Regions from separate parts of the Mus musculus genome. Here region 1 is linked to region 2. A link is a loop called in an ENCODE intact Hi-C map of the cell type or tissue named here. Cell type or tissue: left cerebral cortex. All regions are shown on one strand. Each heading gives the region's core, and the rest is flanking DNA. Links, peaks and the distances in the headings are about the cores only. Region 1 overlaps Best3 (bestrophin 3). Region 2 holds the start of 4933412E12Rik (RIKEN cDNA 4933412E12 gene).

Region 1 (8,000 bases), core at 1-8,000, 58 kb before region 2:
AAGCAGAGGCAAGAGCCTGGCTTCCAAAGGTCACAGCACAGTGCCCGCTTTCTTAGTGTGTGTCTGATGTATAAAGACCAGAACTGGCCCCTGCGAATGACTTGGAAGACCTAATGTGTTCTGTTCTGTTTTCAAAGCAGCTCTGACCTCATGCGTCTAGTGGGCGTGATTACAGTGGGCGTGATTACAGTGGGCGTGATTACAGTGGGTGTGGTTACAGTGGGTGTGGTTACAGTGGGCGTGATTACAGTGGGCGTGATTACAGTGGGCGTCATTACAGTGGGTGTGATTACAGTGGGCGTCATTACAGTGGGTGTGATTACAGTGGGTGTGATTACAGTGGGTGTGATTACAGTGGGTGTGGTTACAGTGGGCGTGATTACAGTGGGTGTGATTACAGTGGGTGTGATTACAGTGGGTGTGATTACAGTGGGCGTCATTACAGTGGGTGTGATTACAGTGGGTGTGATTACATTGGGTGTGATTACAGTGGGTGTGATTACAGTGGGTGTGGTTACAGTGGGCGTGATTACAGTGGGCGTCATTACAGTGGGTGTGATTACAGTGGGTGTGATTACAGTGGGCGTGATTACAGTGGGTGTGATTACAGTGGGCGTCATTACAGTGGGAGTGATTACAGTGGTTGTGATTACAGTGGGTGTGATTACAGTGGGCGTGGTTACAGTGGGTGTGATTACAGTGGGTGTGATTACAGTGGGTGTGATTACAGTGGGTGTGATTACAGAGCTTTGGGAAGTTGAGAGCGCGCATCCCACCTCGCTGGCCTTTTTTTGATCCACATTTGAAATAGTGTTTCGACAATTTAAATAATAAAAAAGTTGTCTTAACATAATTCAAACGAGGAGCTTGGGAGAATGGGACTTAATCTGGGGAGTTCTAATTCCCATGTCAGCTAGATTGTTTTAAAACTGTGGTGCTCTCAGTCAGGAGGCTACACCAGCAAGAGCTGGTGGGGAGCCTAAGAGCCTATCAGGGCAGAGGCCCCGTGCAGAGGGCAGTTGGCCACAGGCGGCAGAGCTACCAAGCCCATTAGAGGGGAACACTTACTTTTTTTTTTCCTCATCCTTCTTTTATTAAATTCAGAATCAAACAATTAAAAAATGAGTGAGCAAATGGATAAGAGAAAAAAGAGAAAATGAAGGGGTCACAGCAGAAATGATATTTATCCTCACCAGCATCTGCTGTCACCTGAGTTTTTGATCTTAGCCATTCTGACTGGTGTGAGATGGAATCTCAGGGTTGTTTTGATTTGCATTTCCCTGATGATTAAGGAGGTTGAACATTTTTTTAGGTGCTTCTCAGTCATTCGGTATTCCTCAGGTGAGAATTCTTTGTTTAGCTCTGAGCCCCATTTTTTAATGGGGTTATTTGATTTTTCTGGAGTCCACCTTCTTGAGTTCTTTATATATATTGGATATTAGTCCCCTATCTGATTTAGGATAGGTAACGAGGATGTGGAGAAAGAGGAACACTCCTCCATTGTTGGTGGGATTGCAAGCTTGTACAACCACTCTGGAAATCAGTCTGGCGGTTCCTCAGAAAATTGGACATAGTACTACTGGAGGATCTCGCAATACCTCTCTTGGGTATATATCCAGAAGATGTTCCAACTGGTAATAAGACACATGCGCCACTATGTTCATAGCAGCCTTATTTATAATAGCCAGAAGCTGGAAAGAACCCTGATGCCCCTCAACAGAGGAATGGATACAGAAAATGTGGTACATTTACACAATGGAGTACTACTCAGCTATTAAAAATAATGATTTTATGAAATTCCTAGCCAAATGGATGGACCTGGAGGGCATCATCCTGAGTGAGGTAACCCAATCACAAAAGAACTCACATGATATGTACTCACTGATAAGTGGATATTAGCCCAGAAACTTAGAATACCCAAGATACAAGTTGCAAAACACATGAAACTCAAGAAGAACGAAGACCAAAGTGTGGTCACTTTGCTTCTTCTTAGAATTGGGAACAAAACACCCATGGAAGGAGTTACAAAGTTTGGAGCTGAGACGAAAGGATGGACCATCTAGAGACTGCCACACCCGGGGATCCATCCCATAATCAGCCACCAAACCCAGACACTATTGCATATGCCAGCAAGATTTTGCTAAAAGGACCCTGATATAGCTGTCTCTTGTGAGGCTATGTTGGTGCCTGGCAAACACATCAGCTATTGGATGGATCACAGGGCCCCCAATGGAGGAGCTAGAGAAAGTACCCAAGGAGCTAAAGGGATCTGCAACCCTATAGGTGGAACACTTACTTTTAACCTCATGCATGGTGGAATGAGGGTCAAAGCTGTGACTACGGCTTTACAAACGGACAAGTAACCCTGGGGATGAACTGGGAGGCAAGGGGCTTAGGGTTAGGAGAAAAAGTGAATGGCCAGAATGTTGGGTTTACCCAGCCTCCTGGAGGACAGTCATCTCGGTAGTCACTTGTGGAGAGCCGTGCGTGCCGCAAGCAATCGCCATTATAAGATGGCACTGGCCTCCGCTGTGCCTAACTAGTAAACAAGCCTTGTACGCAGGTGTGAGAGTGAACTCACTCCTAGTCACTGCCCATTCTTGGGGCGTAATAGTGGGGTGATGGGCGAGCAACGAATCAGGAGCTGTCATGCCACATCAGGTGCTGAAACGTCACGCTGCGGGCTATATAAGCAGCGCCATTTTCCCGGTTCGGGGTCCTCCTGAGAAGTAAGCAATAAAGCTTGGCCACAGAAGATTCCGGTTATCCTGAGTGTGTTCTTGCCGGAGGGGACAAAAGCTTGGGATAAGTGGTGCTGAAACCCGGGATCGAACCAGGGACCTTTAGATCCGCGACTGTCACTCAGGCTGGAAACTGCCCTAGATCCTCCACCTTCCCACCACCTCTTTGTGGCCTATTTGAGTGTTCGGACTAAGAGTTATGACAAACTTGGTCTCCCGCACCGTTCCTGAGGCGTATCTAACTACACGATACCACCTCGGCTATGATGTCACAGTCCCCACGGCTTGACGGAGGCACTACAGCCCAGCCCTCTGCCCCCCCACCCCAATACAATTGTATTCGGCAGATGTTCTTGGCAAAGATAATTACACCGTGCACACCTGATACTATTTAAAGATGAGGACTGAGCACCCAAGGTGACCCCGTCTGGGCAGGCGGAAGAGTCCCCGTGGTGGTGATGAACCTAGCGTACATTCATTTCTATGGGAGGCTTGCTGCTCCTTCCTTTCTGGCACATTAGGGGAAAGGAGATCAATGTGCCAAGAGTACATTTTTGAGGAAGTGAGTGATTCAGGACTTGAGCTATTTTTAGTGGTTTATAACATAAGCATGCAATCATATCTAGCAGACTATGTGTTTTCTTATAAAGCTAAAATAAATTACTTGAACATACTGGCTAAGAAATGATTACTGAAAATACCAGGCTAGAAATACATTGAATGGAAAAAAATATAAGTAATGAACTTTAGCAATATCTTTGCTTGCTATGATATGCACTTTCCTGTATTTGATAATTACTATTATCTACTGTGCCAGCTTGGATACTTTGTATACATTGAGTGCAAATTTGTATAATTAGAAGATGGGGATTGTGGCAAGGTAAACATGCTTAGAAGTTCTGTCAGAAAGACAAGTGAGAGTCATCATTTTGAACACAAATGATGACGTTTTCCAAATTAAGTCTTAGACTTTTCCATTTCTAGCTAGAAGGAATTCTTAGCAGACTGGGCTATTTCTCCTCTCCACTGAGTGGTTCCTTTTGCCACGTGGATCCTTCTAGAAGATTACTGCAAATGTTCGGAGGAGTGGCATGTTATTTAAACAGGAGCTGTGAGCAGACTGCACGTACACATCTGAGCCTGTGGGCGGTCAGCTGCACGGAGAGCAAGCACTGCTGCTATGCTCGGAGCTCCGTTTCGCAGGGTTGCAGTCATCTGTCACAGCTGTCGGTGTTCTAAAGCTCCCGAGGGATTACTGTTTCTTTCTTCTGTTGGGTGTTTTGATTTTCATGGCAGGATGGAAGGGAGCTATGAGACTTCAGGTCTTTGAGTTCCATACACTGTGTCCCTCATCATCTCCAACACTGCTGTCACGGGTAACTCAAGTAATAAAAATGGAATTCTAGAGTGACCCATAATGTTATCACATGAAGATAAAAGCATTTTCCTTCTATTTTTAAACACACACACACATCCATGTGGCAAAAGGATCCACTTAGTAGAGAGAAGAGGAGAAATGAGAAATAGACCAATCAGCTAAGAGTTCCTTCTAGTTAGAAATGGTAAAATTTAAGACTTGTTTTGGAAAATGTCATTTGTGTTGAAAATGATGAGTCACATTTATCTGTCTTTCTGGCAGAACTTCTAAATATGTTTATCATGCCACAATCCTGATCCTCTAATTACACAAATGTGCTCTATCTATCTATCTATCTATCTACCAACAGTGCTGCTTTTAAGCATTTATTCTAGGGACAAACCTTGTTTTATAAGTGTTATTTTCTCATTAATTAATTGGTTAGTTAATTGATCACTGTTTTGAGACTGAGCCTTCTCTCTCTATAGTCCCAGGCTGACCTTAACTCCTCAAGTGCTGGGATTACAGAGCTGGCTTGTAAGTCTTTATTACTGTCCTGCCAAGACCCATGTTCACTTAGGGTTTGGGTGTGTGTGAACAGTTCTTTTGGCTGTCTTCAGAATTTTCTTCATCTTGGTTGATAATGTCTTCGTGGCTAAACTAACAGAGAGATGCCTTCATTAAAACAGTAGTGTCTCGCGCCAGGACAAAAGGGCAAACTAAGCACTAGGCTGAAGTGACCTCCGGTGAGATGGAGGGAAGATTTCAAACATGGAAGAGGACTTTTTCATTGCTCGATCAGTCCATGAGCTGGCTTGCCAAACGCAGGTTGCAGGTTATACGGCAATTATCACTGATTATTAAATCTTTCTAATTTGGGTACTTCATTCAGATTCTGTGTGTGTGCGGGTGTGCTCGTGTGTATAAGTGCTCGTGAGCGTATGTCACGGCATGCCTGTGACAAATGCTTCAGCTACTTCAGATCCGTCTCCCCAGTCCTCCTTTCTGAGTTTTAAGCAGGGAATTTTCCTTCCAAGTTTTGACTCTGAAGCTTTGCTTTTTTTTTTTTTTTTTTTAGCATATTCTATACAAAATCAGAAGATGGAACATCAGTACTGATTTGATATTGGAATTTATGAGGGGCTGGAGAAATGGCTCAGCGGTTAAGAGCACCGACTGCTCTTCCAAAGGTCCTGAGTTCAAATCCCAGCAACCACATGGTGGCTCACAACCATCCGTAACGAAATCTGATGCCCTCTTCTGGAGTGTCTGAAGCTACAGTGTACCTTTTTTTTTTTTTTTTTTTTTTTTTTTTTAAAGAATTTATGAAGCCGGATTTTTTAAATAGCACTTTTTAGATCTGATTGAACAGAGGCAGATGGCTTCACTGAAGCCGCCCCTGGATTAACACACTATGATACCAGATGCTGTGAACGCCTCAGGCGTCACCCCTTTATGGCACCAGACCTCACCCCCCTCCTAGGCCAGCCCAAGCCCCTTTGCATTCTCCCAGGAGTTCACGCCTTCGGATGACATTTACCTGCTCCCTCCCCATGTCATCCTTTCTCTTTCTTACGGCTGTGACTAGTGTCTGGCACACAACTTACTCCACCGTAGGAATCTGGGAAAAGAATTACCCGCGTAAATGGACGCCTTCTATATGTGACAGTACAAGTACACACATAGTTTAAATTTGTACTTCAGATTTGAGGGGGTGGTATTTCTTGATGCATAGCTAGCGTGGGGGGAAGAGAACCTATGGTTTGAACGTGTTCCTTAATACTGACAACAAAGGAGACTCTCTTTCATGTGGAGGTGCATATTGTGTGAATGTGAAAGTCCTTTCTAACTCTGATGAATGCGAGCAGCGCAGCTCCCCAGCCTGCCCTTGCTGGGGACTTTGGTTCGGTGTTCAAGGACATTTTCTTGATCTTAGAATTTCTGACTACAGGTCTGAAAAGGTGATATAAAAAGAGATGCCACCTGGATCGTACACCTCGGTCCCTTTGGGTCAGTGCATAACAACGAAAGACATCCTGCATATCAGATATTTATATTACGACTCACAGTAGCAAAATTACAGTTATGAAGTAGCAACAGAATAATCTTTTGGTTGGGGGTCAGCACAGCACGAGAAACTGTATTAAAGGGTCGCATCGTTAGGAAGGTCAAGAGCCGCTTGCCTTTAACAGAATATGATTAAATGTTTCCTCATTGAAGCATGGCTTTCATATTCTCATCTGCAGGGACACATGAGCCAGCCTTGGCTACCTCAATCCTGTGCCTCCCCACTGTCTACTGTAGTTAGTTTGAGAATGGATGTACTAGCCAACCGTGGCGAAGCCAGCACTTGAGTTTGGAAAGGTGGGGAATCGTGTGCTCTATCCATGTGATTAGGGAGGTTATAAGCTTGGAGTGGCCCAATGCCTTCTTGAGGAGAGGCTGCCTGAAAGCTAAGCCTTGGGACAGAGGCCCAGAATGGGGTGAGAAAGATTAGACAACCGCGAACCCCTCGCATTCCCCCAACCTCTGGAGTGAGCCCTTCCCAGAGTCAGGCTGATTTTTAGGTCCATTGGTTTGAGTTTGTTTTTCTGTCTCAGGCGACTAGAAACCTTAAGTACCACAACCACAGGAAGCATTGGCAGTCATGGCGCACAAAGGTGGCACTGTGAAGGCCTGACCTCCCATGGCCTGTGTTCCCACAGGGAAAGTCTCTGGAGTGTGAAGTGTCCCTTTGATGGTCCTCGCTCTTGCAGAAAAGCCAGAGCAAGTGAGCTGTTGCCTAACGGTTGCTTTGATTAGTCAGTTCTAGCGGAGTTCAGGGGGACCTCTCAGAGTCTCTCGTCTGTTGTCCCCTCTCCCACCCTACCACTCTCCCTTCCGCTGGCTTTCCCTTGTGGCCCCTCCATACCGGGCAGCTAAGTCAGTCATTTTGATGAGAGGCCTTCTCTTTGACAAATGATAATTTTTTCTGCAGTTTTAAATAATATATCTTCCGCTTTTCTCTCGTTTGTCTTACTTTCTGTCCCTACAGTTGACTGAATATGGAAAAGAACTTAGATTTATTTAGTCTTTCTGTGCCTCAGTCTGGAACCCACAAATCAAAGGCCCGACTAACTGATAACGATAACAGTATTCTGTAACCACGTCTCCAGTATCTTATGGTTACAATCTCATTGACTATTCCCCATCACCTGTGGGAACACACATCATCTCAGAGAACTTGTCAGCTGTCTATGTTTTCAAAGTTAGGAACAGGAAGAACAATTTAAATCTTTTTGAGAAGCACAGAAGTTGGCGAAATTATGACCAGGGCAAATATGGGGATCAAACAAAAGTCTTGCATCTCCTTCAATAGTCTTAGCCACGGTGCAGAAACAGCTAAGTGGGCATCAGAACCGGGCACAGAGTGTCAGGCAGATTCCCAGACTCTGGCTGTGAAGTCTGCTTCCTTTACTCCACGTGGTAGAGCTTCAGATACATTGTGTTCTTCCGTGGAAGGGGTTGGGGAAAGGACAAAGTGTATTTAATTACCTAAAAGCAAGCTCACAGAGAAACATGTTAGGTGGCTGTGTTGCTCTGTGACTAATTCCCTAAAAGCAAGCTCACAGAGAAAAATGTTAGGTGGCTGTGTTGCTCTGTGACTAATTACCTAAAAGCAAGCTCACAGAGAAACATGTTAGGTGGCTGTGTGGCTCTGTGACTAATTACCTAAAAGCAAGCTCACAGAGAAACATGTTAGGTGGCTGTGTTGCTCTGTGACCGAGAAGGAACTGGATTTGCTGAGGAGGGTCAGCAATGGGCAACCGCCCTTCCTCAAGAGTGGGCTGGAAGGAGGAGCGCTGGCCTGGAAGGATGGAATTGTCCAGCCTTGGAAACAAGTCTGTGTTATTGCGGGCAAC
Region 2 (16,872 bases), core at 3,647-11,646:
ATTTCACCTGAGCCATGCGACAGTTTAAGGTTAGGCTCAAGCACACGCCTGAGAAATACACTGTGCTAGGCTTGTTGCAAAGACATTTAACTACCACTGTTTAATAAATACACAAAACAAAGCACGTCCATTAAAAAAAAAAAAGAAGAAGAAGAAAAAGAAAAAGCAGCGGCAAAGGCAGGCAGTGTTAGGCGTGCTGGGTGCCCCTCATATGCCTGTATTCTTACAAAGGCGCAAGTGTCCCCGTAGGGACACACTCATCATTGCTTGTGGTCTTAGCCTGGCTCCTCCGGCCTGAAGAATGAGCAGACAGCAAGGATTATCGGGGTCCACTTTATTTGGGAAAAGCAAGCAAGGCTGGTGAAGGAGAAAGTTAAATAAAACAAAACAACCGGAAGTTAATCCAGAAACAATGAAGTGATGGGATGCGTAGCTGTGCTGGCCGGTTTCAGCAGGTGTGTCTACTTCTCACGCCGGATTCTTCTGGAAAAGTTTGCGGGAAGAAATCCCACTTCGGAGTAGTCTCCTCAAGCACAGAGGGAGGGGCGCTTTCTTAGGGTTCTCCTGCTTCTGATATCCCATGGGGGCCAAGCCTCTTCCCCGCCAGGGGGCGCGCGCAGGGGGTTGTGGTCGGGGGCACGAGGTAGCTCCTTAACAGCTCTTGGACAGTCATCACGCTCCACTGCGTGGCACGTCTCCAAATCTGGAAAGTCTCGAGAGGGACAAATCAATGCTGATAGCATCTGTGCACCTGTAGGCCCAGGGTTCAAACTCAAACTGCAGCCTGCTCAGGAAACCCAGAAAAGCCACATATTGCAGGAAGGGCATATATAATGAGGGCATTGGTGTGACCTTCAGGACAAAGACTTACTTGAAAAATGGAAGTCTTGCAAAAAATGGAATATTGTGAACCTTTTTCTATTTGCCTTCCTGATGAAAAGCAAAAACAAAACAACACCAACAACAAAAACTACAGCCACTTTTCTATATCAGTGTTTTGGGACCCAGCTTGCTTCTTTTCCCCAAATACCTAGGATTCCAGAGACTAGATCTGCCGTAATTTCTTGCCATTTTCTATTGATGGGCATTCAGATCGTTCTTCTGAATTCTCCCGATCGTGCAAGGCTTCCGGGAGCACAAACTCAAAGTCGGAAGAGGAGTTCCGAGGGAAAGGCCTTATTGAAAACCAGGCACACACCTGTGGGGCACTTCAGTGACCTGTGTCTGGGACTACATTAATTATGCACCACTGCACCTCGCCCGAGGGCTGGCGGTTGGCGCTTTCCAAATGGAGCACTGTAACTTTGATAAGTCTTGCTATGCTCCCCCGAGGCTTCTGACTCGGAGAGATTATTTTTTTCTCCCCGTTTCTGCATATGCCCAAAGCCTTTCCATTTGAGTTCTTTTGTCAGTGAATGATCTTACATAAGTAAAGAAATGAACTATGAATTTCGACTTCTGTGCTTGAGTGACGGGCGCTTTATCATCTAGGCGATGGCATCAGTCAGAGAGTGGTGGGGACCGGGATGGGGGAGGCAGGTGACGACAGTGTGCTTTCCCAGACAATGCTCATCTGTAAGGAAAAACATATTAGAAAAGCAAACCTCTTCAGGTTTCAGCAAGAAGGGTTTTTTGTTGTTGTTGTTGTTTTTAATCTTGTGTTTGTATCTTGTTAAAGCCATGACATTTTGACAGTTTCGAATGTCTTGACCCCTGATGGGGAGCAACAGGAGTCTTACTTGGTCTTCCTGTTTTCTAGACATCTCTTCCTCCTCAGTCTCCAAAACCTGCTCCCACTGGGTTCACCGCCTACCCCTTTCTCTTCTTCCGCTAAAATGACATTTTGGAAATTGCACTTTTCCCCTGATGTTAATAACTCCCTCAGTTTAAAACTCAATTGATGTCAGACAGTAATTGTTATAAATAAAAAAATAGTCTTTATTCTAGTTCTCTTTTCACCAGAAAAGTTTGATAACTTTTTTTAGTGTCGTTTGAATGAAAATGGCCCCAATAGGCCCATTGGGGAGTGGCACTATTAGGAGGTGTGGCCTTGTTGGAGTAGCTGTGGCCATGTTGGAGGAAGTGTGTCACTGAGGGCGAGTTTTAAGGTTTCAGAGGCTCAAGCCAGGCCCAGTGATAGAACTCTTTCTTCCTGCTGCTTTCAGACTGGGATGTAGAACTCTTGGCTCCTTCTCCAGCACCATGTTTGCCTGCATGCTACCATGCTTCCCATTATGATGATAATGGACTGAACCTCTGAACTGTAAGCCAGCTGCAATTAAATATTGTCCTTTATAGGAGTTGCTGTGGTCATGGTGTCTCAAACAGCATTTGAAACTCTAAGTCGTGTAGGTCTGTTGGAGAAGGAAAAGGAAAGTCTCCATAGAATTGTTTCAAAAATACATTGCTTGGTATAAATAAGGAAGCCAAAATTACAATGTATCCTAGTCCTGACAGGTGCTTACCCTGAGTGCAATGAGTTGGAGAGTGTTTTCAAAATCTCAAAATAAATTCTAATTCTAACATTTACATTTTAATGACAGCATTCTAATATTGGGGGATATATTTTGTGGCTTTTGAATGGTAGAACAATTTCACAGATAACAAACTGAGCTAACCTTATACCACTGATTTACAGCCCTTCTTGCTGATTATAAAACGTACCGCCTGGGCTCAGTGACTGCCTAAAATTTTATTATTGTTTGTTTGGTTTTTGATACAGGGTTTCTCTTCATAGCCCTGTGTCTTAGTTAGGGTTTTACTGCTGTGAACAGACACCATGACCAAGGCAAGTCTTATAAGGACAACATTTAATTGGGGCTGGCTTACAGGTTCAGAGGTTCAGTCCATTATCATCAAGGTGGGAGCATGGCAGCATCCAGGCAGGCATGGTGCAGGAGGAGCTGAGAGTTCTCCATCTTCATCTGAAGGCTGCTAGGAGAAGACTGGCTTCCAGGCAGCTAGGAAGAGGGTCTTAAAACCCAAAGGCCACACCTCCTAATAGTGCTACTCCCTGGGCTGAGCATATATATAAAACCATCATAGCCTGGCTGTCCTGGAATTCACTCTGTAGACCAGGCTGGCCTCAAATGCATGGAGATCTACCTGCCTCTGCCTCCCCAGTGTTGGGATTAAAGGCTTTAAATGTAAAAGCTTAGAATTTTCATGTGCTTAGAATCAGGAGTTATTTGCATCGTTTACAAGCTAGGACAGAGGAGATGGCTCAGTGGGTCAAGGTTTTGCTGTGCAAGCATGAGGATCTGGGTTCAAACCAGCAGTCATTTAAAGCAGGTGCTGCAGGGGGTGCCTGTGCTAAGGATGGAGCAGAAGCAGGTGGGATGCTGGCCAGTCTGTCTAGCGGAGACAGTGAGCTTTAGGTTTAGTGAGACATGTTTCAAAACTGAGGTAGATCTGAGACACCTGACAGGTCACCCACGCACATGTGCACACACCTGCATGTACCACACATATATGTAAATAAATACAAACAGAACCAAAGCTCTAGAAACCAGCGTCTGTATTTGGCAGGGTATTCTAAAGGAATAGAACTGTCCTCCCACCACACCCCTGTGTGTGTGTGTGTGTGTGTGTGTGTGTGTGTGTGTTTGGATAGGGATGGGGTAGTCCAGCAGTAGCCATTTCTACGGGGGGAGCCCTACAACCTTGTAGTTTCTCAGTCTATGAAACTAGAGGTCTCAGCTTTTTCCAGTTTGATGCTAAAGGCTGAGCAGACTCCTGGAGAGTGGGTGATCTTTAGTTCATGCTAGAATGCTGAAGAGGCTGGAGTCTGATGGGGCATAAAGTGGTAGAGGTGGCGCAGCAGCAGCAGCAGCAGCAGCAGGTGCACCCATCTGCAAGGGCAAGGCTGATGGCAGGCAGCACGGTCTTTTTCTTCATCTCTCCTGCTGCCCACTCTGACCTAGCACAGGACATCTCTCCCCAGTACATTCTTTCTGAGAATGCCCTCACAGAGCTGCCCTGGGGCATGTCTCTTAGTTGACACCAGGTTCCTATCTAGTTGATGGTGTGTGTGTGTGTGTGTGTGTGTGTGTGTGTGTGTGTGTGTATACGTCTGAGAGGTGGGCCTTGTTTCCCAAACTCCTGGACACCCAGATGCCACTGGGAACCTTGAAGGTCTGAAACAGGGCCCTCTGGCCATCAACAATCCTGGGGGGCCAGGGGGAAGGGGAATCCAGCTTAGCTCAGGAGTGAGTGTCCGTGTCTGGAGGGAAGACGTCTTGGCTCTGTATGCCGAAGGCTTCCCTCCATGGCACTTCTTGATGAGAGAGACAGTCCTTGCTTGTCCAAACTGTTTATTGGCAATGGAAAATGGATGCATAAAGCGTACTCAGGGTGGACCAGAGATTAAATCCCTTTTGCAGGAAGAAATGTCCTGGAAGGGAAGCTTATTGGCTAAACCCTCAGGGCCTGCCCATCCTAAGATACCTCCTTAGCATGGAGAACTCATGCTCTGTGCTCTGTGACTAGTTGTCACAGTCCTTATGTGGGGTGTCCTGGTCTGAATCTGCTCACCCTTCCCAGTTCTTGTCTGCTGACGCGGTTCGACTTGCCTCACACAGAGGTGGGTGGGAACAGAAGCTAGAGCACACCTGGAGACAGCGACTGGGAGGGGAGAGGCGGAAAAGACAGAGACTGTGTGAAGGATCTCCTATCGGCTGGATTTCACGACACATAGCATCACACCAGCACCCAGAAATCTGTGGTAAGAGGATCACGAGTTGGAGGTCAATGGGGTTGCATGAAGAGACTTTGACAACACACACACACACACACACACACATACACATATACATATACATACACATACACACACAAACATGCAGGCCCACAAAGAGACCACTTTCCATATTTATTGAAGTTTTTGTTTGTTTGTTTGTTTGTTTTTTGAGACAGGGTTTCTCTGGGTAGCCCTGGCTATCCTGGAACTCACTCTATAGACCAGGCTGGCCTCGAACCCAGAAATCCACCTGCCTCTGCCTCCCAAGAGCTGGGAGTAAAGGCCTGTGCCACCATTGCCCGGCTTTACTGAAGTTTTGAGAAGACTAAACCAAGAGATTATCAGACTGTAGGTGGTTATGATTGAGAAATATTAAAATCTGGCTGAGGGACCACTACATGATAGAAAAATCAAACATTTCTAAATGGCTTACTCTGAGCATTAAAGATGGGGACTCTGTGGGAGAGGAATGAGAAAAGTCTGAGGATTAATGAGGCCTGGCATACATAAAAAAGTGTGTGTGTGTAACACTGGTCAGGACTTATGGTGGATTCAGGGTGACTGGTTGAATTTCAGAGGGCACAAAGGTAGGGTGCACAGAATACTTGCAAGCAGTTCTTTTGTGATAGTCTGGAAATTCTCTTTTGTCACCTAAACTGAATCCTTTAGAAGTTTTCTTTTCCTTTGCTTTAAAGGGTTAACAGAAGCAACTGTGCCCGGATGGTTGTGCAGTTAAAACTCTCTGCCTGTTGTCTTTCTACTCAGAAGGCAGTTTGGCGAGACTTTCTGTCTAGCATGCCCACTTCCTTCTTGCACCTTAGACTGCTCCAGTGCCTCCTTGGAATGAGCGTTTCCTGTGTAGGAGTCTAAAGCCAGCCTGACAGTTCCCCCGGGGTAAGTGATCTGATGGCTTAGGAGATCTCCAGAGGATTTTCTTCGTGGTCAGGAGCTGCAATAGGTATAAAATGTCTGACCTGTAGCATGTCCCTTCAGTGAAGATATGTAACATTTTTTTTAATTGAGGGTTTTTTTTCTATTATATTTTTGTTTGTTTCATGATTTTGGACATTTTTCTTCGGGGCATCATTAAAAGTTCCATATAAAGGCTTTTTTAAAAAAGGCTTCTCCCTGCTTGGTGTGACGATTGCATCCAAGAGCTATGGAGGAAGCAGCAGCCCCAGCCATGTGGTGGCTTCCTTCCCAGGGTCCGATGCTGGCTCTACTGTGGCTTTCTATGCTGCACTAGGCTTCCTGCCCCTTCTGGATGGATTATGTGTGCAGGCTGGAACACAACCCCTAGCAAGCTTATGTCATACAAAGTATACCTGTTCTCTGTGGTGGCTACAAGGTCCACTTTATGGCAATCTTCTTCACTGTGGTGCTAACCAGAAAGAGTCTGGTGAAGCCTTCAGTTTGTTGTTGAGGAGAGAGCTGGATGTCACGGTGGGACTCTGAGAGTCCTGACAGCTTTCCCTGGCTGTCCTAGAACTAGCTCTATAGACCAGGTTGGCCTCCAACTCACAGAGATCTACCTGCCTCTGCTCCCGGTGTGGTGGGATTAAAGGCGTGTGCCATCACCACCCGGCTGAGTCTTCAACTCTTCACCATTGCAGAAACGTCCACATATAAATTCCGAGGTTCTCCTCATCAACCCACTCCATAAAACCATCAAAAGAAATTCCGATGCTCGGCGGGTCACTAATCCAGTGTGTGTGTGCAGGGAGAGGCGTGGGCCGATATCTGCAGGCACTGTGGTCTTACTGTTGGCTCTGGAGACCAAGGGAGCGCGTGAGGGAAATTTCACCGTCAAACCAGGACCTGCTCCTTTCCTCCAAATTTTATCCAAGCATCTTTATATTTTGGCACTACTTTCCATTTCTCGACATTAAACCAACCGAGTGTTCCTACGCCTGCTATCTGTGGGAGTTTCCAGTGTTTGAGTGGGAACTCCTAGAGTTCCAGATAATAATAGAATTGAGCCCTATACCTCAAGATGTCTCTTACCCTCAGGCCTTTGTACTTCTATTTTATTTTATTTTATTTTATTTTATTTAATTTTGTAGTGTAGGGATAGATCACATTTGCTCAGCAGGTAACTCCCAGGCCAGGAGTCACTTTTCCTACTGTTATCCAGCCGAGCCTTCTAACTGATGAGCGAGTCTTTGCTCTCTCCTTTCTCCTACACAGCTTTTGTTAAATCAGGGCTGCTTTCTTTATCATTCATATGTGTTTTGGACGCTGGGGAGTATATTGGTGTCCTAGTTTGCAAGAGAAAAGAGAAATGGTTCTGGGTCTTGAGGGATGGGGTTAGTTTTCTTTTTGTTTTCCCCTCTCTTAAATGATTTCTGAATATGGAAAGAGGGATAGTAATGCATTCAGACATTTCATACCGTGGCTCCTCTATAATTTGTCAGAATAGTGGTGTCTATATTTTAGGAAAAAATAGAAATCTACACTCATGCAGCCTAAATTTGTCCTTAGTGTTCAGCTATTCAGAATTATAGACTTTTCTAGAGTAAAATAAAAAGTTGTAAGACCCCAGCTCAATGTTTTTCTTAGACCCCTAGAAACGAAGCCCAGCCCGGAGTTTTTTGTTCTTTTGCCTTCAGCCTGAGAGAATGATGGCCGATGGGCGACCCACCCAAGCGCCTGACCCATAGTGTAAGGGATCAAGAATGTTTACTGAAGATAGCCTGTAACCTTTCCGTGAGAGATGAGCTGTAATTCACCATCCCCATTCTTACGATGTTTACTCAGGTTCCCCATTCTTTGTGCTCTTATCTTCCCCTTACTTTGCAGTTTATTCTTTAAAAACCCTTGACTGCAACTGCTGGGGGCCGATCTCCTCTGCCCCTGTGCGGGTTAGGAGCTCGGCCTCAGCATGCTGATTTCCGAATAAACCTCATGCAATATTGCATCAAGAACGGTTTCTCTCGAGTTATTGTGGTGCCGGCTCATCCTGGGACTTGAGCGAGGGTCTACCCAAAACGGTCTTTCAAAATGACTGTGTTTCTAAAAGCTCGGCAATATTAAATCCTGCTTTTGGCTAGCTCTTACTTGGAGCCTAGTAATTAGAATACACTGAAAATTTCAGGGTCCCAAAAGATAGATCAATTATGCTTATATTACTTATTTATTCCTTATAAAATACTAGGCTTCCCAATGTTTATTCCCCTCAAGCCCAGACTCTACAATCCTGTGGCTCACCTGTGTCTTGGGTTGGGATTGCTGGTAGCAAACTGGGACTGGGATCCACTCCACGCAGCCGCAAGTATCCGCTTATCTGGAAAGAACTCTTTTCATGGGGTTAATAGCAGAGCGCAGAGCACTTCTGGTCCTGAAAAAATTATCATAAATCAGAAACTTGTTGGCTAATGTGTTATGTTTGTGGCGTGACTTGAACTGTGTTCGGGTGGTGGGTTGCTGAATGTAGACTTGTTGTTGCTGTTGCTGACAGGATGATGGCTTTCTGCCTGAATTTCAGTGTTGTTATGAAAGATATCCCTGCAGGCTAACATTTAGGACAATTTTGTCATTCACATTCCAGTTCTCAAATTCCAATTTAACTTCTGGTAGAATAGTCCCTTTTTCAGATTCGTAAAATCAAATTCCTTATGCACGCATCAGAGAGGTGCTTGGTGATTCAAACACATGTTGAAGTTTTTGTACCAAAAGCAGCTGCAGAAACTTAAAGTAGGATTCAAGTTCACCGGAAAATGTCTCTTCTGAAATTTGGACTCTGTTTCTACGGAAATAGGATAGGTCTTCAGAATCCGTAATTCCACTAAGCTCTGGGCTCAATCCACATGCCTTGTTTAAGCTTAGCGTTCTTCATATCCTGAAACCCGCCCCTCCGCTCCCTTCCCCGACTGTTGCTCCAAGATCAGAATATTCTGCTAATTCATCAGGACAGCAAGAAAGCACATTCTCTTGGGTCCCTGTGTGTTGGATAAGTTAGGCCCGTGAGAGTTCTGTAGTTTCCCCAAAGCCCTTCACCTTGAAACATGTTAACAAGATCCCAGAGTCTAGGATTCTGACTGCATTAAAACAAACTCAAACTGGTTTGGTTTTGCCCTAATTGGAAACTGTTAGGAGCATGGGTGTGAAGAACACTGACAGCCATAACATCCTGTTCTTACCTGAGGAAAAGGCCTTCTCTTCATAGCACTAATGGCAAAATGGCTGACCACCGATGCTAGGCTTGTCAGCCCATAGCCTTCGTCTTCAGTGGGTACAGAGCATCTCTTTGTTCTTCCACTGCCGGCAACCCCTGACTACTGATCAGGATCAGGTCGGTCTCGTTACTGAACACTGAAGGTCTAGCCTGTGCACTCGCTATTTGGAATGTACATCTTCAAGAAAACCAACAAAACAAAACCTCTCTGTAGATCAGGCTGGCCTTGAACTCACAATCCTCTAGCCTTAGTCTTGAGAGTGCTGCTGTTACGAGCGTATACTGCTTTGCTTGGATCATAAGAAATACACTGTCTAAGAGTATTTTCTGGGCCAGCAAGATGGCTTAGTAGGTAAAGGTGCTTGCCACCAAATCTGATGACTTAAGTTCAATCCTTGGGGCCTACATGGTGGAAGAAAACCAACTCCTGAAAACTGTCCTCTGACCTCCATACTCGTGTCAGGGCACGCATCACCCTCTATCCATATAAACAATTAATTAAATGTTAAGCAAGATTAAAAAAAACATGAAAAGAATATTTTTCTGGTGACCAGTAACAGCAATCCCTTCAAAGCTATATTAAGCAAAACTAGAGAATTACTTTAAGTATTTTGAGGGGGTAAGGAGACTGTACTCTGTAAAACTAGGAAGTCCTCTCTATTGTATAGAGAAATACATATTTGTTTAATGAATGGCTGGGGGGGGCAGGTAGAAGAAACTATACAATTTAGAGTCTAAGGTCTTTGTGAAGCCTTCAACCCTCTAAATCTCTTATTTCCTTTTTCTTGAACCATAGAAGTGGCCTCAAATGCAGACCTGGCTATAGCCGGTCTAATGAAGAACGCTGCAAAGCAGTGGATGTTCCAGTTCCCAGATGTTTTTGTACAGGAATTTCCAGAGCTGCTTGTATCCTTCCAGAGTTTCTGGTATCGTTTCCTCTAAAGCCAGAACCATGTGGCCGAAGCTGCCAAGTTTGTGTGCTTGCTGGGGCTGGAACCTGGCCCCCTTGGTCAAATACATTTTCCTTCACTGCTTCAGCCTGGCTGTCCTGGACCTTGCTTTGTAGACCAGGCTGGTCTGGAACTCGCTGTGTAGACCAGGCTGGCCTGGAACTCAGAGATCCACCAGCCTTTGTTCTCTGGGTGCTGGGATGTGAGGTGTGTGCATCTATGCCAACCCCTAAGCTTTTTTTAAATTCCTTTTCACAAGTTGGAAGCTTGCTTGGGTGGAGGTCTTGCTCTGAGGGCACTACTCCCTTTAGTCCATTTGGCAGCAGGCTTTTCTTTAAACCTTTTGTTTTCTTGAGCCCTGGACTTTAGCTCCATTGCACTTCCTGGTGCTCTTTTTTCCCTCAAACTGCATAGCTCATTTTCTTTTCATTATAGATCTGCCTAAGACTGGCCACTAATAACTAATATGATAATTGACATAATCAATACTTGGCTGTTTTGAAATCTCCTCTGCCAATACCATTAATCTAAAACTCTTCAATTTAGCCTCAGATTTATGTATGTATGTATGTATGTATGTATGTATGTATGTATTTATTTATTTGTATATTGGACAAAGGCAGAAAACAGCCACACTCTTCACCAAAATATCACAAGTATGATCTCTGGGCCACTTACTAATATTCTTCTCCTCTGAAACCTTTTGATCTGGGTCATAATCTACATTGTTCTGTCTTCCGTGTACCTAATAGGATGGCCCATTAAGTCCTGCTTAAAATGTTCAATTGCTTTCCCCAATCCAAGTTCCAAAGTCCATATTGCACCAAGAAACCCGGCTTGTCATAACAATACCCCACTCCTGGTACCAACTTCTGCCTTAGTCAATGTTCTATTGCTGTGAAGAGACACTGTGTCCACGGCAACTCTTACGAAGGAAAGCATTTAACTGGGGCCGGTCTACAGGTTCAGTAATGTAGTCCATCATTGCCATGGAGGGGAGTCTGGTGGCATGCAGGCAGACATGATGCTAGAGAATGGGCTGGGAGATCTACATCCAGATCCACAGGCAGCAGGAAGAGAGAGACACAGGGTCTGGCTTAGGCTCTTTGTAGACCAGGCTGGTCTGGAACTCACTGTGTAGACCAGGCTGGCCTGGAACTCAGAGATCCACCAGCCTTTGCTCTCTGGGTGTTGGGATGTGAGGTGTGTGCATCTATGCCAACCCCTAAGCTTTTTATAAATTCCTTTTCACAAGTTGGAAGCTTGCTTGGGTGGAGGTCACCCAAGCAAATCTCAAAGTCCACCCCTAGTGACACACTTCCTCCAACAAGGCCACACTTCCTAATCCCTGTCAAGGACCCAATTATAATAATTATAATATAAATAATTCCCAATGACCAAGCTCCAAATATATGAGCCTCTGGGAGCCATTTCTAGTCATGGCTCTACAGTAACTCTCCCCATTCTCAAACAGTGCTAGAGCCCACTCTCTAAGACTACAGATGATCTTGTAGTTAACATACATGTGGGTCACTGTGGGATTCACACACATTAGCATTACTGTCTTCTGTAGACCCGTGATGTTTTGGGTCTTACATTGAATAAACTGAAGAGCCAATCCTCCAAATGTTCATATACCAAATAGAGCATTCTCCCTGTGTGTCAACCATCTCCTCTTCCTACCTTTACAGAGTTCTCTGTCAAGCAGAGTGCCTGTTCTCAAGACACAGACTAAAGAGAAAAGAGAGGAAAGTCTACTTATGATTCATGGGGAATATGCACTGCAAGAGTTAAAGCAGCAGTTCTCAACCTGTGGGTCGCAACCCCTCTGGGATCAAATGACCCTTTCACAGGGGGTCACCTAAGACATCAGAAAACACAGATATTTATGTTAAGGTTCATAACAGTAGCCAAATTACAGTTATGAAGTAGCAACGGAAATAATTTTATGGTTGGGGGTTAGTATACACTATGAGGAACTGTATTAGAGGGTCACAGTGTTAGGAAGGTTGAGAACCACTGAAATACAGTGTTCTGGGATCACAGGTAAGGAGTTAGGGTTGGGAGGCAGGCGAGCATCAGGGAATGGTTTACAAAGAAACTGGAGCATGGGTTAAGTAATTACCAATTCCATATGATAAAAGATGTGTGTGTGAGCCGGACAGTGGTGGTGCATGCCTTTAATCTCAGCACTTGGGAGGCAGAGGCAGCAGATTTCTGAGTTCGAGGCCAACCCTGTCTCGAAAACCAAGACAAAACAAAAAGTGTGTGTGTGTGAACATCTCTTTAGAAAAAAAATGTGTAAAACAGGGAGCCCATAAAGTTTTCTCTTAATAGTAAACTTGTCTCCTTTTGTTTGAGTCTTTGGATGGTAGGAATTTTTTGTAGAGGTGTGTGTGTGTGTACACATGTGTGTTTCTGTATGACTCACTGTGTCACAGAATGTGGTGAGGTACACTAATTACATATATTAAACCACTTAACTCTCAAAACCTTGATGAGGTAGACATTCTTATTTCCAATTATCAGTGAGAAGATTGGCGATATTGCAGATGAACTCGCCTAAGGTCACAGAGGTCAGTAGGTGGCTGATCACAGGGACCACACACATAGCTTCCTTTTTATTACCACCTCCTTGATGTACTCAACAGAATGGCAGCCCCTGCCTCTGAGTATCACAAACATTGGCGGAAATACCGAGGATGACTGCTCCCTCCCACCCCCCATCCCTGAGTTTGATTTTCAGGGCTTGATTCTGTCTGTACTTTGTTTTTTGTTTTCCAACTTGGAAGCCCGAATGTGGGATGGAAGTTTGATAAGCAAAACAAAACAAAACAAAACAATAGATATAGTTCCTGTAAAAGATGAGAGACGGTCTTTGGAAACTGAAAGTGGAAGGATCTGGGTTTACCAGCTCCCCGCCCATCCCATCCCCCCCCCCCCCCCCTCCCCGGGCCCCTAACCTCCTACTCCAGCTTCAGGTATCCACAGACGCGGAATTTCAGGTCGGTTCTGCTTGTCCTCAATACACAGTCCAAAGCCTCTTACCATCCCAGGAGAGTTCACATCCTCCAAAGGCAGCCACAGGATTTCCAGCCAGAGTGGTTCCCAGGGAAACCGCTGTAGAGGGACCCTGGACTCCGCGCGTGGATTAGCCTGCACCGAGCCCCTCCTGTCGCCAGGGGGCGCCGCAGCGCGCGAGTCCCCCTCGCCACTCCCTCCCGGTCCCGCCTCTAGTCCCGCCCTCTCTCCCGGGGCGGGGGCGGGGGAGGGGGAGGGGCGGCCGCTTCTCCGCCCGGCGCTCGGCGCAGGCGCAGTCGGCTCTCCCTCCCTCGGCTCCCATCGCAGAGAGCGCCAGCCGCGGCGGAGTGGAGCGGCGTCTGTCCGCCGCCGTCCTCCGCGTCTCCCGAGCTGGGCACGCGCACCCTGCGGCTCTGCGAGCGCTGCCGAGCGCGGGCGGCGGCCGCGGCGGATCCGGCAGGTGAGTGCGGCGGCGGGAGGGAGAGGCGGGCGGTGTGAGCACCGCCCCCTCGGCGCCTCGCCTCGCGCCCTTGTCCCGCCGGCCCGGAGCGCGGCCGGGCAGGTGCAGGAGGCGGCGGGGAGGGCGCGGATCGCGCCCGCCCGTCCGCCCGTCCGCCCGCCCGCTGCGGAGCCCCGGGGACCCGAAGGGCGGCGGCTCCGGCGCTCACCTGGCGGCCCGCGCGGCCTCGGTCGCGGAGTTGCTTAAGTCGCGGGCGGCGCGGTTGGCCGGGGATGTGCGGGGGTCGCCGGTTCCCGGGGTCTCCCCCGCCGCGCTCGGCCCAGCCTGACTTCGGGAATCGGGACCCCGGGAGTGGGAGAACAGCGGTTCCCCCTGCGTGGGCCGCTCGCCCCCCGCCGCCCGCGGAATAGCGAGGCTGGGGAGAGGATGGTGCCGGGTGGACGCTGCAGCACGCGAAGAGTTGCCAGTTGTTGGGGATTAAAACATCGATCCGTAATGGCTGGCTGGCGCACTCTCCTCCGAGTTAGAGCTGGTGCCCCAGAGGCACTTTAGTTTCAAGGAAATGTTGCCTGTTCCCAGCCTACCTGTTTAGACACTTCTCAGTGTCCCCCGTGTCAAGGGAAAGAGCCCTGTGATCTTTTGGCTCTGGAATGATTGCATAATTGGAGGAGAGGCCGATAAGAGGATTAAAACAAACCGTTCTATTGTAAATCTCTTGAAAGACCCGGTTTCTGTTCATTACACTGTTCTTAAGTTTTTGTTTCTAAACAATGAATCGAGAGGAAAAGGAGGCAGAGTAGGTATGCAGCCCATCGTTGTAAATATTTGATACTGTTAAATATTTCACCAGTTTTATGGGGCCTTGTTCAGTTAGCATGTGTTATTTATTTACCAGGACTGTGCGTTTTCAGAGGACTTTTCATGTTTGAATAGACACTGCATTCCGAATCTACTCCTCAAGGCCCTAGGGGAATATATTAACTGAACTTAACAGTTACACAGATTTACTCAGCAATGCATTCTTAACTATAAGAACAGACGTCTTTCAACTTTTTTCTCTTTCCGGCCCAAGGATGTTTTGAATTAATGCCTTCTTTTGTGAATGAGCGTGCTTGATGAGACGCCTCATTGCTTACATAGCAAGTCATTTGTGCTAGCGAATGATTCTCACCTTCCACTGCCTGGTTGATGTTCAGTTTCTTTGTGGAGCTTTGATGTCTCTGTTTAAATGCAGCTGTACTTTTGAATCAGTGTAATTCTATACTCTGAGACATATTCTTTGCCTCAGAGTTTCTTTATGCCTCTACTCTGCAGTATACGTGGATGCCCTACAGATATATATATATATTTTTTTAATGGAAAAATTACTGGGACTTGCCCACCCCTCATATTTACGCCGTGGCAGAATGGAAGCTAGGATATAACGTTAGTTTTGTATGTATTGTATGGGTTAGATAACCCATGCTTTTCTGCTGAGCGGGTCTCACAAAGGCTTAGCTCTAACGAAAACGGATAACTTTCAGAACCATCTCTCACCAAGCATGCGACCTCGAGTAAATCATTTATTGAGCATACTCAGTAGAAACACATTCAAATGTCAGCAGTTGCTCCTTTAGTAGTTGGTTGTTTCAACCCAACATGAACTTTATAAAGGTGGGATATGAGTTTAACTGGACATTCCATTGAGATGGGGCGCGCAGGGAGGTGGAGGAGCTTCGGGGGGAGGGAAGAAGCAAGAAGTGTTAACTTGACTGTGGCCTGGGCACTGGGCTGGTGGGCTTGTTGTTTGAGGCTACGTTGGCTTGTTGGTCCTCAGGCCATTTTTTAGGTTATAGATAGCTTTATCAGATTTTTCAAACCCGGAAACCGAAGTGCAGAAAATCAAAATAACTTGCCCGAAGTACATAGTTGTCATTTATAGTGGCTGATCGAAAAGCCAGTATTAAAAACTATTTGAGAACCCCAAATGGAGATTTAAACTCTGTTGTTTAAACTCCTTATGCTACTGGTCTATGCTTTCTGAAAAAAGAGCTTTGCATTTAGAGGGCAGGCCAGTGGAAGGTGTTGCCATTTGTGTGTCTGATTAAAAACTATTCCAAGTGTCCCGATGGTGACATCCCTGTTGCCACTGTTAAACTGAGATCGAAGTCCTGATCTAAGCTTGCTCCAGCTCATGTACCCTCACCAACCAAGAGATAGGTCATTTATATCCCCTTGCCTTTCGTAGCTAAGGGAATTGATACACGAGTGATTGTGTAGCTTAGCCAGGATCGGATAGCTGGCAGGTCGATTAGAAGTCAGGCAGCTTCGGTAACAGGGCTTCAACTGTCATAAACCCACGGCTTCTTGTGGTATAGGTTGTGACGCCTTGTTTGCTCTTAGTCACAACGTCCAACCAGTTCATGCTTGAAGGATTGCCTGGTCTTAATTACTGCTCTGCCACTTCATCTGTAGGTCGTAATGCTGAAAAATTGTTTTTAATTTAGCTTTTATGAGATAGTTATATGAGTGTAATATGTAATTCTTATGTCACCAGAGGCTTTTGAATAAAATATTCAGTGAGTATCTACTTTGCAAGCCAGCGGGGGTTAAAGGAAGCTATAAAAAGTTGAAGGTAGGAACTTACGATACTCTTATATACTATATAATATGTTCCTCAAAGCTTAGAGGGACCTGGGATATAGCTCAGGGTACAGGGGATTGCTTAGCTTAGCCTGTGAGACTGCAAGCTCAGTCAGTTTCTAGGATGCAAAAAGCAACAGCCTCTACCAAAACAAAACAGAAACAATTTAGGAGGATATATGTGTGTGTGTGTGTATGTATATATACACACATATACATATGTATATATATCACACATATGTATGTGAAAATCTATGTATACATTTGGTTGAGTATTCAAAGATCTGTAGTACTTGGGTACTGGGGTGGAAGCAGAGAGAAACAGTAGGTAGGGTGTGTGTGAAGGTAAGGACAGAAAGTTATAAGAATATTGTTCTTGAAGATACATTTTAAAGCAAAACATTTGGCCAGTACAATGCAGGTCAACAAATTTCGCTACTGTATCTACTTGATACCTTAAAAGTCAAACCTCAGGGTTTGGGAAAACTCATTTAACTAGTTTCTCCTTTGCTGCAATGCTCTCTTTAACTCCCACCCCCTAACCCTCACTCCCATCTGGCTAGAGCCAGGCTTCTATAACGTTGTAACCTTATGTATATTCTGTAACCTGTTGTAACCTTATGTATATTCTGTAACCTTCCTTCCCTCGCTTGCTGAAAGCTTACTTTTACTATACCCTTTTATTTATTAATTTTGATATTTGTGCTACATTTATATTTTTACTTCTTTTTCTTTATTAGTTTTAGTTTCTTTGAGACAGGGTTTCCCTGTGCAGCCTTGGATGTCCTGGGCCTGGCTTTGTAGACCAGGCACAGAGATTGGCCTGCCTCGGTCTCGGAGCGTTGAGAGCTGGATGCATGCTGGGAAGGGCGGTTGTCTGAGCTCCTGGACAGCAGCAGGTGTCACT

The links. Peaks named below come from ENCODE experiments on the same cell type or tissue, not always from the same donor. Only the 100,000 strongest peaks of a DNase experiment are listed, where the experiment ranks them.
Region 1: it touches region 2 in a loop (2.3-fold over the local background); 5 of 42 quality-filtered maps call a loop at or near these places.

The regions. Positions count from the first base shown.
Region 1 is chr10:117,010,061-117,018,060 of GRCm38, reverse strand. The region is part of intron 9 of Best3 (bestrophin 3); the gene reads right to left. Among named protein-coding and RNA genes, the nearest start is that of Gm46182, 27 kb to the right of the region's middle. In left cerebral cortex, for the core only: a CTCF peak has its summit at 3,836; DNase peaks (open chromatin) are centred at 3,274, 3,869 and 5,724; H3K27ac peaks cover 926 bases.
Region 2 is chr10:116,946,731-116,963,602 of GRCm38, reverse strand. It overlaps 4933412E12Rik (RIKEN cDNA 4933412E12 gene), which reads right to left and starts at 13,041. Exons shown (of 3, transcript NR_038026.1): 1 at 12,911-13,041; 2 at 7,946-8,075; 3 at 324-1,573. Gm40768 (a long non-coding RNA gene) reads left to right here and starts at 4,660. Exons shown (of 3, transcript XR_872055.2): 1 at 4,660-4,723; 2 at 5,434-5,632; 3 at 9,709-9,949. It overlaps Rab3ip (RAB3A interacting protein), which reads left to right and starts at 13,150. Exons shown (of 11, transcript NM_001359645.1): 1 at 13,150-13,343. In left cerebral cortex, for the core only: no CTCF peak of the experiment used is centred there; DNase peaks (open chromatin) are centred at 5,537, 6,628 and 6,913.